3 separate regions of the Homo sapiens genome follow, and regions 1 and 2 are each linked to region 3. The links are chromatin contacts, found by Hi-C or POLR2A ChIA-PET in ENCODE. All regions are on one chromosome and are shown on one strand. The core of a region is the stretch at or near the end of the contact, and the rest is flanking DNA. Distances in the headings are between cores, read along the strand shown.

Region 1 (4,801 bases), core at 1,649-4,148, 1.3 Mb before region 3:
GCCTTGTTTCCTATTTTTGCTGTTCTTTCTTCATTTTAGTATTTGTTAACTCTTGCCTCTCTCCCTGAAACCAAGACAATGAGCTAGAATCATCAAAGATATTAAAACCTAGAGCTCTCTGTCTTGCTTTAGTCCAAAGCTTGGTGGGAAATGGAAGTTGAAACTAATGGCTGAAGTGAGTGTTTTAAAGTAGCTATAAATTGCAGTGACCTGTGCTTCTCGCTCCTTTTGTCCTTCATGGTCATGGATAATTGAGTGTTGGCTTGGTGTATCACCCAAGTGCTGTGGCATTTGAAATGAAGTACTCTATGAGATGTGAAAAAGTTGGAAGTGGTAGTTCTCTATGTAGGAGATCCTCTGTAATGGTTTAAAGACCTGCAAGACACATCTGGGCTATTGGCCAGCTCCTTCAGCTTCTGACCAGAACTGCTTTTATTGACACCCCCTTTCCTAAACATAGCTTTTCGCAGTCAAGTAGACAAATATAATACAATGGAATGAGAATAAATTTTGGCTTCAGCCAGACATTGGTTTAAATCCTAGCATTGGCCAGGTGCAGTGGCTCACACCTGTAATCCCAGGACTTTGGGAGGCCAAGGTAGGCAGATCACCTGAGGTCGGGAGTTCAAGACCAGCCTGACCAACATGGAGAAACCCCATCTCTACTAAAAATACAAAATTAGCTGGGTGTGGTGGCACTTGTCTGTAATCCCAGCTACTTGGGAGGCTGAGGCAGGATAATCGCTTGAACCCAGGAGGCAGAGGTTGTGGTGGGCCAAGATCACGCCATTGCACTCCAACCTGGGCAACAAGATCGAAACTCCGTCTCAAAAACAAAAACAAAAACAAACTAGTGCTACCTTTAGTCATTTGTTTGGCTTTAGCCAAGTTATTTTATTTCTGAGCTTTGGTTTCCTTGTCTGGCAAGTATATATAATAATACATACACTCGAGGGTATTTGTTAGGATTAAATAAAATGTAGTATGTAACAGGCTGATATAATTTATTTTCCCTTTCCCAATAATAGTCCCTCTAAGAGAAATCACTATATTATGTTCCACACCATCTCCTTTTTTCAAGGATTCTGGAACTGCAGTTAGAGAAAGGAATCTGTTGGAAGGGAATAAGAAGAAAAAGAACAGGAAGAAATCATGGATTGCTCATGTGATCATGAAAGGGACTTTTGTTTTGGAAACTTAGAACTCAAAGAATAAAGATGCGGAAGGTGAAGTGGAAGAAAAAATACCATCAAGATTTAGCCTTGTGGAATAAGTGAGAACAAGTAGTTAATGAGTGTGAAGATCAGTTATCTGAACACATCTGATTTGATTTCTTCTTCCTTATTCTGAGGGGATAGAGCACACTGGATTCTGCTCATTTCACTGTACCTCTTATTCAGGAATGAGAAAAGCCATTTCCTAGCTGGATTGTGTCTCCACCCTAAAAACTGGAGTCCCGATGCTCAAACCTACTGGATTGTCTGAGGGATAGAATCCCTGAAGGAATAAGAAGGTTCTTTGGCAGCAACTCTCACTGGCTTCCCCCATCTAAACTGAATCAAGGAGAAGCAGGGCAATTATATTTTATTTATTTGATCAGGAAAGCATAACACAGGAAGTTTGCTCCTTTAGCATATACTGCAGGAGTCCCCAAAGAGGAAAAAACTTCCTTCTCAAGCTTGTCTTTGCCACCTTCTTCCCTATTTTCCACTCCACTTTCTGCTCCAGAGAGTGTAAAACTAATCTTGGAGCCCACAGGGCTGGGTCGGGGACCAGCCGCTCTGAAATGACGTAATGCTTTCTGCGGTACACAAAGCGGCCTCCCCCGGGCTGGGCCTCTTTCGCCCCTCCCCCTCCGGCCTGGATCGCGCCCCCGCCAGCATCAACGCTGGTCAGTCCCCCTTTTTGAAAAGGCGGCCCAGGGAAACAGGGAACAAAGGCCCCGGAAGGAGAGCGTCGGCGCTGCCAGGAGGCCCAGAAATAGACATCACGTCATCCCCCAGCCCAGCAGCGCCAAGCGCCATTTGGTAGCATCGGAGGGACCCCACCATTACGATGCGGAATGGAGCTTGCAGGGCTCACGTTTCCTCCTAGCCCCAGCATCCAGCTGACCGGCTTAAGGAGTGGCTTCCTTTTTGCTCCCCACCCCGCACCCCTCTTTCCCCAGAGGCCGCCGCCTCCCCTGGCTGCCAGCCACACGGCCCACAGTCTCCAAGCTGCCATCTTGATGCCCCATCCCCCTTGTCACTTCCCTCCCCCGCAGCCCTTAGGAATGGGAGGGGGAGGAAGGGGCACCGCCCTGTGTGCCCCAAGGGGGAGGGCTTGGCCTACCCCACCTCTCCTCCCCCAGAAGGAGGGGTTCACATCCTCCGCACGCTTGCTGTTTCTCACCTCCAGCAGTGCTGACAGTGCACCATACAAGGTTTTAGCATCCTGGACTTCCCCACCCTCGGTGTGGCTCAGGCCCTGCCAGTCCCTGCAGCCCATAGCTCAAGTTCATGCACTGTCAACTGCCCACTACCCACTACCCACCACCACAGGCCCGATTTTAGTGGGGCTGGCATTTTGAAGGCTCTGGTCTGGGCTGCATTCTCTGCCCTGCCGCTGGGCCCCCTTGGCCTTGCAACCATTCTGACCACCTCAAGCTTAGTTTTCCCGAGTCTACTTACCAAAGCTAGGTCGGATATTGGTGATCTCAGCCATGTCGTAATCAGAGGCTGTTGCTATAACGTTTTTGCAATGGTGAGACAGCTCTGGGAACCCTCGGTCAGTACCGAGGCAGCAGCTGTAGAGCTCTAGGTCAGGGAAGGGGGAAGGTATCCAGCGGACGCCTCCTGCGACGGTCCGGCCCCTAGTTGTCAGCTGCGCTCAGCTCTTAAGATGCTCCGGGGATGCGCTGAGCTAAGGATGCAGGTGCAGTCAGACTGGTCCTGATGAGAGGTAGGCTCCGCCTTCTTCCGAATGGTCCTCGGAAGAAGACTCCGCCTCTTCCGAATGGTCCTCGGAAGAAGACTCCGCCTCTTCCGAAAGATTACGGAAGTCAGCCCTCGCCCCCTTCAGGAAGCTCTCCCGGAGGGGACTCCTCCCACCGCCGAGTTTTCCCGAGAATGAGGCCGCGCCCACTGACGCGCTGTGGTTCCAAAACGAGAAAGTACTGAAGGGTAAGAAGCATAGGTAGATTATTATATGAAATCCTCTGATTTCAGTTTTCTGGGCTTTAATACAGCAGCAAAATGTTCTCGGTCCTGAGTTCCAGAATTTTGGGAAAATAAAATTCTGTACTGCCTGGATTTCAGTATCGACTGCCATCATTATGCATTTCTGAGACCGCTAAAGGTTATTACAGAACTTTTTTTTTTGGCTTATATTTCACAGTGGATGGAAACTGTCTTAAACCTCAGAAACTCTGATGAAAGACCAAACCTGGGGATGGTTGCACAACTCTGAACATTTACTAATTTTAAAAAAACAGCCGGGCACGGTGGCTCATGCCTGTAATCCCAAACCTTTGGGAGGCCAAGGCGGGCAGATCACTTGAGGTCAGGAGTTCGAGACCAGCCTGGCCAGCATGGTGAAACCCCCATCTCTACTAAAAATACAAAGATTAGCCGGGCGTGGTGGCACACGCTACTTGGGAGGCTGAGACACGAGGATCGCTTGAGCCCAGGAGGTGGAGGTTGCAGTGAACCGAGATCGCGCCACTGCACTCCAGCCTGGGCAACAGAACAAGACTCCGTCTGAAAAAAAAAAAAAAAAAAAAATTTGGTTGTACACGTAAAACAGATGGATATTGTGGTATGCAAAGCTGTTTAAAAAAAAAAAAAAAAACAACTAATGAAAAGTGCCAAAGTTAATCAGTGTTGAATTTTTTTCATGAACCTCAAGTGCTTAGGGTTTCGTATGAGAGAGGCCAAACCGAAAGATCTGTGTATTCTGTAGGTCAAAGAACAACACACATGAAACTCCGAGCTTCTGGAGTCTTCCTTGGTATTTGGGAGAGTTGGTGTGATTCAGGTTAGTCAGACTACTGCCATGTTTGCATAAATTTCAACCTTCATTTTGGCTGTGGATAATTTCATCCGTTGGATTCTGTTTACAGATAGGATTAGTTCAAATGTATAAATTTGTGTTGGTGGTTTACCTGTAAAATGAGGGGGTTGAAAGTATTTTTCCACCTTTTGACATTCTGTTTTTTATTATTTTTTTAATCTCCGTGGATTCCAGACATTGTTTTTCTAGAAAAGTGGAAATAACATCATTTTAGAAGTCATTCATTCATTCGCTCATTCAAAAAGCACGTATTGAATTATTGAACATCTGTTACACCCCAGGCAGCCTCCTGGACACTGGGTCAATGCATTATTAGCTAGAGTTAGGAGACTTAATACCTGATTCTCCTTGATAGCTGTCTGTGTACCGTTGTGAAATCACCTACTCAGATGAGCCAGAACTTTGTCCTGTGCAAACTGGAATATGATATAATAATCTTACAGTCTATTGTGGAGACCAAGTCACCTAAGAAAATGTGAGAGCATTTTGTAAAATGCAGAATATTGTACATATATGAATAATTACTATAGCCTGAGTCCAAGAGTGCCTTAGTTTTAATCAGGAGCCTGCACTATTTGTAATTTAGAGACTTCTTTTTCTGGCATTTTATGACTTCTTCAGTCCCTTGGTCCTGTGTTCCAGGTGACTCGTAGTGAGAAAAATTAGTTGTTAATCTTTTTTTTTTTTTGATACAGAGTCTCACTGTCGCTCAGGTTGGAGTGCAGTGGCACGATGCCGGCTCACTGCCACC
Region 2 (4,387 bases), core at 885-3,384, 1.1 Mb before region 3:
ATTAGCTGGATGTGGTGGCATGTGCCTGTAGTCCTAGTTGCTCAGATGGCTGAGGTGGGAGGATCCCTTGAGCCAAGGAGCTTGAGGTTGCAGTGAGCCAGGACTGCACTACTGCCTTCCAGCCTTGGCGACATAGATCCTATCTCAAAGCAAACAAACAAAAAAAAGTGTAAATTTACAGAAGAGTTGCAAAGGTAGTACAAAGTGCTTTCTTACAATTTTCATTAGAGTTTCCTTAATGTTACATACATATGACCATGGTACAATTTTCAAAATTAAGAAATTAAAGCTGGTACAATACTATTTAAAAATTGCAGACTTTATTTGCATTTCCTCAGCTTTTCTGCTAATGTCTTCTTTCTTTTTTTGAGACAGGGTCTCGCTCTGTCACCTAGGCTGCAGTGTGATGGCGTGATCTCGGCTAACTTTGCAACCTCTTCCTCAATCCTCCTGCTTCAGCCTCCCAAGTAGCTCAGACTACAAGCGTGTGCCACACCTGTCTAATTTTTGTGTCTTTTTGTAGAGATGGGGTTTCACCGTGTTGCCTAAGCTGGTCTCGAACTCCTAGGCTCAAGCAATGCGCCCTCCTCCGCCTCCCAAAGTGCTGAGATTACAGGTGTGAGCCACTGCGCCCAGCCTAATGTCTTCTTTCTGTTACAGGATCCAGTAGAAGATTCCACATCTGGAGATCTTTTCCTTTCTTTATATCTATCACCGACATTACCTACTCTTTAAAAATTTTGTAAAAGGCATAAATTTGAAAAATATATCCTCATTAATCTAAATCAAGTCATTGATACAACTATTTAACAAGACGCCCGGCCTGCTTTGTTTTATTAACGACTTGGAGGGACAGAACACTACCCATTACACCCACAAACGTTATCGACATCAACAGAACTGTAAATGACAACACGGCAATACTCTGCACCTTCCCTATGCCTAGGAGCTAATTCCACTTTACATATATTATTATTTCGTGTGTGTGTGTGTGTGTGTGACGGAGTCTCGCTTTGTCGCCAGGCTGGAGTGCAGTGGCGCGATCTCGGCTCACTGCAACTTCCGCCGCCCGGGTTCAAGCAATTCTCCTGCCTCAGCCTCCCGAGTAGCTGGGGCTACAGGCGCCCGCCACCACGGCCGGCTAATATTTGTATTTTTAGTAGAGACGGGGTTTCACCATGTTGGCCAGGATTGTCTCGATCTCTTCACCTTGTCATCCACCTGCCTCGGCCTCCCAAAGTGCTGGGATTACAGGCGTGAGCCACCGCGCCCAGCCCTATCTTATTATTTCACACACCAACCCTGGAGGCATGTTTGGAGTTGCCTAATTTTTATGTACACTTTTTGATAAGGAACTAACAAAAATAACTTGCTGAAGACAAGGGAAACTGAGTCCAGAACTGAATGAGAAGCACATGGTTTCTTCATCCTCCATCACCAGGCTGTCTAACGAGGCTGAAGTACCATCCATGAGTAAGTGCGTCAAGGGCAAACAAACATCATCGCATATGGACAGTGGTGTGAAATTCGAGAAATCCGAGGAGGGTTAACAACAACAAAAAGCACACCACCACGCCGAACTTCCTCGGGTCCCAGGTTGGCAACTCAACGCCCGGGAGGAATCCCCCCCGGAGGCGCGCCGGTCTACCGGCCTCACTCCCTACCTCCTGGAGGTCCGGAGTCCCGCTCCTTTCCCTCAGCGGTACAATACCCGTGTCGGTCCATTCCCTCACCGTGAGTCGAGGACTAGTTCTCCAGACTAGGCGACCGACACACGCTGCCTGGGGCCGGCTCCAAAGCGCCCGTCCTGAGACTGCAAAAAAGGGTCGGGTCATCCGGCAGGAAACGACTCAACGCGCAGCCGCCGCGGCCTCCAACCACCGGCCGGCAGAGGGGCGCTAGGCCGCCCTCGATCCCCTCGCCGCGGTCCCATGGAGGAGGAGGCGAGCCGCAGCGCCGCGGCGACGAACCCAGGGAGGTAGGTTGTCATGGGACTCGGCCGGCCACCCTGGCAATTCCAGTCAAACGGCAAGCCAGACTCGCTTTGCCGGTCCCTTCCTCTCCTGCCCCTGCAGCCGCCAGGAATGGAACAGTCCCGCGGTGGGGACTGTGGGAGGCGCACGCGCGAGGAGTGTAGGGTGGGGGTGCTGGCGGCGGCTGCTTTGGCGGCGGTTGGTGGCCGTGCGGGCGGGGAGGGAGGGGGAGGAGAGAAGAGGAGGTGGAGAAGGCTTGGGCTCGCGCCGCTGAAGGTACGCGTGAGGGCCTGCGCTGGAGCCGGCTTGACAGGGTCTGAGGGGGAGTGGAGAACTGGGCGAGGAGGTTCCCGTGGGTGAGCGCGTACGGGATGGCTGGCTCGCAGGACGGCCGAAGGTGGTGGTTGGTGGGAGCAGCCAGCGACGAGCCCGTAGACACTCGTACGCGTGCGGGCTGACGTGCGCGCTACATGGCCGGAGTCGGGCGAAGCGGGGGACCGTGGGGAAGAACGCGAGGAGGGAGGAGTGGGAGGTTGGGGGTGTCGCTAGGCGCCCTTAGCTCCCTCCCTCTGGAGGAGCTGCCGCGGCCACTCTGCTGCCGCCGCTGCCGCCGCCATTTTGGGTTCGCTTTGCGAGGGGAAACGATCCCAGTGTCGGTTGCGGGATCCGCCTCCTCTCAGTTTGCCCCTTTAGCCCTCCACCTTTCCCTTCTCCTCTCTCGCATTTCCGCCAGTCGGCTTACCCGCTGGCCGCCTCCTGACAAGCGGGAGGGATCCGCGGTGGACCCAGGGAAGCGGAGGAGCCTGGCGGCCACCCCCTCTTCCTCACTTCCCTGTACTCTCATCGCTCTCGGCCTCCGACACGGTGAGTAGAACGATTTGGGCCGGCATTCGGGCCTAAGCACTCTCTCAGCGATTGAATCCTGGGCTTTCTGGGAGCCACTGTCATCTCCCGGACCTGGACCTCTGGGAGAGCAGTGGTGAAGATGGGGGAGGGGAGAGCAGGGAGGGGGATCCTGAGCCTACCGGGAAGTCCCTCCAGGCGGGGTGAAGGGGTGTCCCTGACAGGCAGACTCCCGGAGGGGGCTGGGAAGTAAGCGAGTGGAGGCGGAGTCGGCTGTGCCCCTGACAGGTTAGTTTGTGTTTGTAGGCATGATCGGAGCCTCCCCCATAGTCCAGTTTGTGTGTGTTTAATTAAGGGATAAGAGTGGTCGAGGACACGATCTTGAGAGGGGATTTTACCTGTGTGACAAGGTCTGTGGTGTCCCTGCCGCGTTGAACGGTATGTGGGAACGACAGGATGATCTCAGTGTTGTACGTTTAATAAATGTCACTGGTTAGTTTGTACATGGAAAGAGATGTTTTTGGTCTAGCAGACAGATGGTCTGTTGGTGTGTAGCGGCTGTGTTGGTGTGTGTATGTGAGGATGGCAAGTGTTTCCGTAAGAGTTTGCCTTTATTTGTGTAAGTGTAATGGAGTTCCCCTTATAAGTTAGCTTATTTCTTGAATAAATGTTGGGAGGTTCCTTGCAGGTTGATATGTGTGTGTATTTTAGGGATTGGGAGCCCCTAGTTACTTGTTGGGAAAGAGCGGCAATGGTAGTGTTCTGTACAGCATGTGTCTGTGAGGTCAGGGAGGGGAGAAACTTGGCATAGCCAGTTGTGGTCTTAAGAATAGTTTGTGCCTTTGGTTAGAGTGAGTTGTGTAAATGTGAAGGGCCAAAATATCTTTAACAGAATCATTGCTACAAAGCTGTAAAGAATGGGTGGCCTTATTTGTTGTCGCGGGTTTATAGTAATAGTTTACAATACAATAAGAAAGCTCTTTCAGTTTCTTTGTGATACTGAATCTCTGTGAAAATGGTAGGATGCTTTCTTCCATTTTACAAAATAGGAAATTTAGGCATAAGGAGAGAACTTCTCCAAGGCCGCATGTTAAATTGGTGACAAAGTTGGAACTGTAACTCCCATATTTTCACTACTACTGCAGCAGTATATTCAGCATACCATGGTGCCTCAGGAAGTCTTTGTCGGCAAATCTGAGTATGCTGGAAAGATAGGAGCACATAAGACTGGTTGGCTTGTATTTGGGGGAGACCGATTGTGTCAGATATGTATGTGGAACGTAGCTGTCCTTGCCGAGTCTGACCTGTATGAAATGCATATCCATGGCTATATTATTTTGGATTTATGGAGGAAGCAGAGCATTTCTGACACTTAAGGTTGTATGCGTGAGGGAGAAGGCTTTCACAGCTTAACTTGTACCAGAGCAGCTGCATGGGTGCTGACAGCTTAACTTGAAATCTGTGGGAGGAAGGATCCTTTTTCACTCATTCAACAAATATAACCATTCAATGAATGGTCCATGCCTTGAGGTGAGGATCATCAAGGTGTCTCTGTAAATAGCCTGGATGCA
Region 3 (4,404 bases), core at 1,579-4,078:
ATATATATACAGAAACATGAATAAAACGTAAATGTATAATGAAATTATTGGAAAGCAAACATATGTAGCCACTACCCAAGTCAAGAGCTAGAACATCACCGGTACCCAAAAGATTTCTTCCCAGTCAAAACTCCCACCTTTCTCCCTAGAAGTGATTAACCACAATTTTGTCTTTTTTTTTTTTTTTTTCTTTTTTTTTTTTTTTGAGACGGTGTCTTGCTCTGTCTCCAGGCTGGAGTGCAATGGCACAATCTTGGCTCACTGCAACCTCCGACTCCCTGCTTCAAGCGTTTCTACCACGTCAGCCTCCCCAGTAGCTGGGACTACAGGCACACGCCACCATGCCCAGCTAATTTTTTGTACTTTTAGTAGAGATGGGGTTTCACTATGTTGGCCAGGATGGTCTCGATCCCCTGACCTCGTGATCCGCCCACCTCGGCCTCCCAAAGTGCTGGGATTACAGGCATGAGCCACTGCGCCCGGCCTCATTTTGTCTTTTATGCAGAGCATACTATAGTTTGGTTTTGCCTGGCTTGGGACTTTCTGTAAGTGGGATCATATAGTATACATATGGCTTTTCCCACTCAGTATCATATTTAGATAATTAGCTACCTTGTTGCATGCGTAGATCTTTCATTTTTGTTGCTGTATTGTATTCCATCATGGGCATATGCCACCATTTATCCATTTTACTTTTGATGGACATTTGGGTTGTTTCCAGTTTGGGGGCTATTAATTACAAATAATGCAACCATGAACTTCTTGGGGTTTACCATTACCTTTCTAGATAATGGTAAACTGGTTTCCTGTAGTGACTAAGAGCTGCTCTGCATCCTTGCTGCCACCTGGTCTAATCAGATGGCTAATGCTGTCTGTCTGGTGAATGGACAGTAGCTCACTGTAGCTATACTGTGCATTTCTCTGATGTGATGGGGTTGAGAACCTTTTCATATGTTTGATATTTTTTATCTCCTGTGAAGTTGTCTTTCGATTGTTTTTGCCCATTGTTATACCTACTGAGGGGTCTGTTATTCTTTCAACTAACCAGCCCTCTGAAGGCGAATATAAGGATACAAAACATGCTTCCTGCCCCCGAGGAGATGACTTGACAATTCTAGAGGCAGATATATGAACAAGAAGTACATGATAATTGTGATTACTGAGGCATCCATCTTCCCTAGCAGACTAGCTAAAGGATGGCGCTCTTATTTGTGTCATATCCTGGGTGCTTAACACAGTATCTGCCACATAATTAGGTGCTTAGTAAAGTTTTGTTAAATGATCGAATGGGGCGTTTTTAGCGCAGTGTGCAAGTGCCCTATTAGGGGTAGGCGCCCAGTAACTCGAGAAGCATGGAGTAGGAAACCACAAACAGCACCTGCTCCCCCTCCTCTCCCCCTACCTGCTGTGGGGAAGGCCTCCCTTGTAAATTTGAAAGGTTGATTCACGGGAAGCCGTGGAGGAGGTGCATGCTAGGCCAACGAATAGAATGTGCAAAGGCCCAGAAGGAAGACAGAGCCCAGCCTGCAAGGGAATGTTAATTTGGAGTGACTAACACCATGAAAGGGCATCAGCTGGAGATACTGCTATAAAGGGACTGCCTTGTAATTTCATAAGCATGGGGGTAAAATTAAGATTAAACACAGGGAAAGAACATTCTCACAGGTGAGGATGGTGTTGAACCCTAGAATAATCGTTTCCCAGATACCTTGAACAAAAATCCAGCAGTTAGAGAAGCCTGACCATGAAGCAAATTTGACTTTTGTCCCTCTAGATAACAAAAGTTATCTTTTTGAAAGTAATGGTGTAATTTGAATGAGTGTAGAGAAGCGCTGAAGACTGAGCTTTACTAAAGCCTTCAGACCTGGATTTGGCAGCAGCGTGGCCTTAGTCAAGCCTCGGTTTCTACACCTGCAAAGTGGGAATAATGCCTACCTTGGAGGGCTGTTGTGAAGATTAAGGGAGATAATACATGTAAAGTACTTAACCATTTGCCTGGTGGGGTAGTTTTTATGACCTAGATCCTAAATTGTTCACTGCTGCTGTTGCTACTCTTGGTACTTTTTACTGGCTGGCATCTGCTTGCTTAAGTTTATAACATAGTAGGAGCATTAACAAGGTCCCACGGTGGGGACCTTGGTCGTTTGACGAGATCTGCGCTCCCGCCCATCCCCTCCCCCCCCCCTCCACATTGGAGACGCGGCCACCACCGCGCTGGCGCGGAGAGAGGGAGGACCGGGCGTCATGCTGTTTCTGGCCTGAGGTTTTGTGTGCCTTTGTTTTCCTTTTGCTCTATTCGTGTATTCCTGCCTACGGCCTGTGCGGGGAATTAGGAGCTCAGTACTGAAACGGCGGTTTTCCTAAACAGTACCGGACGGGCGCGGGGGCTGACGCCTGTAATCCCAACACTTTGGGAGGCCGAGGTGGGCGGATCTCTTGAAGCCGGGAGTTCGAGACCACCCTGGCTAACGTGGTGAAACCCTGTTCTTACTAAAAATACAAAAAAAAAAAAAAAAAAAAAGCCAGGAGTGATGGCGCTCGCCTGTAATCCCAGCTACTCCGTAGGCTGAGGCAGGAGAATCGCTTGAACCCGGGGGGCAGAGGTTGCAGTGAGCCGAGATTGCGCCATTGCACTCCAGCCTGGGCAAAAAGAGCGAGACTCCGCCTCAAAAAAAAAAAAAAAAGTACCTTCCGTAGTTCTCATGCAGCGGAGGGGTTCGACTTGTAACCGGCCTGAAACCAAGCGTGGCGCAAGATTTGCTCAAGCCCCTCCTCTTGGCCAAACTTTCCGGAGGGGAAGGCTTTCCGAGGAAACGAAAGCGAAATTGAACCGGAGCCATCTTGGGCCCGGCGCGCAGACCCGCGGAGTTTCCCGTGCCGACGCCCCGGGGCCACTTCCAGTGCGGAGTAGCGGAGGCGTGGGGGCCTCGAGGGGCTGGCGCGGCCCAGCGGTCGGGCCAGGGTCGTGCCGCCGGCGGGTCGGGCCGGGCAATGCCTCGCGGGCGCAATGAATCCGCGGCAGGTAAGCCGGGCCGGCCTTGGACCTTCGCCGCCGTCTGGGTTCGTTTACAACCTCACAGGCTTTGTGTTGCAGTGCGTAGCGTGTGCGTCTTGTGAGTGTTAGAGTGTGTGTGTGTGTGTCGTCTTGCCAAGCAGCATTGCTGGTTTAGGAATTTGTGCGTCTTGTGAGTGTGTGTGTGTGGGTGTGTGTCGTCTTGCCAAGCAGCATTGCTGGTTTAGGAATTTGTGCGTCTTGTGAGAGTGTGTGTGTGTGTGTGTGCGTGTGTGTGTAGTCTTGCCAAGCAGCATTGCTGGTTTAGGAATTTGTGAATTTGTATCCTGCTCATTAATTCTGCAGAATGGAGCAGTGCGTGAAGAGGGCTTGGGGGAAAATGCGCCCCCGTCTGAGTAGGAAGGCCTGAGCCCATGTCAAGGCAGACACATCGTCTCCCTTTCTGCTAGGGCCCCTTGTGGAACCCCCTACCCCCGCTTTAGCCCCACTTGAACAACGTTCGGACTTTGAGCAGCGCACACTATCCTCAGCTCACCTTATCCACCTCCTGAAGGCCTTCTGGGAGTTAAAAATGGCACTTAAGCTGTAGGAGAAAGCTTGTTAACCACTTTATAGCTAAAAACTGGGAAAACACAAATGGCCTTCAGCAGGTTAACAGATAAACTGAAATACATCCACATAATGGGATACTGCTTAGTAGTGAAGAGGAAATACTGTTACAAGTAACAACACGGGTGACTCGCAAGTGCGTTATGCTAAGCACGAGAAGCCAGACTCAAAAGGCTGCATACTGTATGAGTCCATTTATATGACATTCTGGAAAAAAAAAACCACAGTTATAGGGATGGAAAGTGGATCCGTGGGTGCCAGGGACTGGGTATCGTGGAAGAAATTGATTGTTGAGTGGCATGAAAAAGCTTTTTAGGGAAATAGAAATGTTCTATATCTTGATTGTGGTGGCGATTGTCGAAATTCATAGATTTATACACTTAAAAGGATAAATTTTACTGTATCTAAATTATATACCTCAATTTTGTTAAGATATATATATATTTTTTTTTTTTTAAGCACTCCTTTGAAAGGATTAAGGACGCCTAACTTGAAGGAAAAGCATTTCTGCACAGGTGTCAGTGTATTGCACTGTGGAACCTGTGTGGTAAAGGCAAAGGGGGTAGTGCTTATCTCTTGATCCTAAATATGTGAGACCAGATTAAAGTGAAATCTGGGAGGCAATGAATGTTAAATGAGTTGTTATGTAATTTGCATAGAGGTGATGCTGAGAGATTTAGAAAGGATCACTGTGGGTTGCTTGCTCACTTTCTTGCTCTCCTATTCCGTAGCTTTCCAAATGGCTGTACTCAACGGTGGCTTGGTGTTTAGGGGATTTAAGG

Evidence for each region. A loop is a pair of places that touch in the nucleus more often than their neighbours do. ChIA-PET counts read pairs that join two places held with the same protein, here RNA polymerase II (POLR2A). Pooled maps may share reads with other maps.
Region 1: a map of CD8-positive, alpha-beta T cell shows a loop between it and region 3 (15-fold over the local background). The contact joins the promoter of SYT11 here to the promoter of ADAR in region 3. A Hi-C loop is called at or near these places in 2 of 168 maps with a recorded cell type or tissue (CD8-positive, alpha-beta T cell and naive thymus-derived CD4-positive, alpha-beta T cell) and 9 of 50 pooled maps. POLR2A ChIA-PET finds 5 or more read pairs at or near these places in 1 of 52 experiments (activated CD4-positive, alpha-beta T cell).
Region 2: a pooled map shows a loop between it and region 3 (8-fold over the local background). The contact joins the promoter of YY1AP1 here to the promoter of ADAR in region 3. A Hi-C loop is called at or near these places in 5 of 50 pooled maps. POLR2A ChIA-PET finds 5 or more read pairs at or near these places in 3 of 52 experiments (AG04450, activated CD4-positive, alpha-beta T cell and activated T-cell).

Annotation. Positions count from the first base shown.
Region 1 is chr1:155,857,664-155,862,464 of GRCh38, reverse strand. It overlaps SYT11 (synaptotagmin 11), which reads right to left and starts at 2,898. Exons shown (of 4, transcript NM_152280.5): 1 at 2,670-2,898. The coding sequence starts at 2,703. It also overlaps a transcript of GON4L not described here. RefSeq lists enhancers at 2,658-2,757, 2,948-3,057, 4,298-4,801.
Region 2 is chr1:155,686,521-155,690,907 of GRCh38, reverse strand. YY1AP1 (YY1 associated protein 1) reads left to right here and starts at 2,134. Exons shown (of 11, transcript NM_139119.3): 1 at 2,134-2,249; 2 at 2,707-2,837. It overlaps DAP3 (death associated protein 3), which reads right to left and starts at 1,817. Exons shown (of 13, transcript NM_004632.4): 1 at 1,734-1,817. It also overlaps the pseudogene LOC124904430. RefSeq lists enhancers at 1,669-1,718, 2,094-2,728 and a silencer at 2,209-2,258.
Region 3 is chr1:154,606,610-154,611,013 of GRCh38, reverse strand. ADAR (adenosine deaminase RNA specific) reads left to right here and starts at 2,828. Exons shown (of 15, transcript NM_001111.5): 1 at 2,828-3,022. The coding sequence starts at 3,008. RefSeq lists enhancers at 729-808, 892-1,885, 2,555-2,944 and a silencer at 2,945-3,054.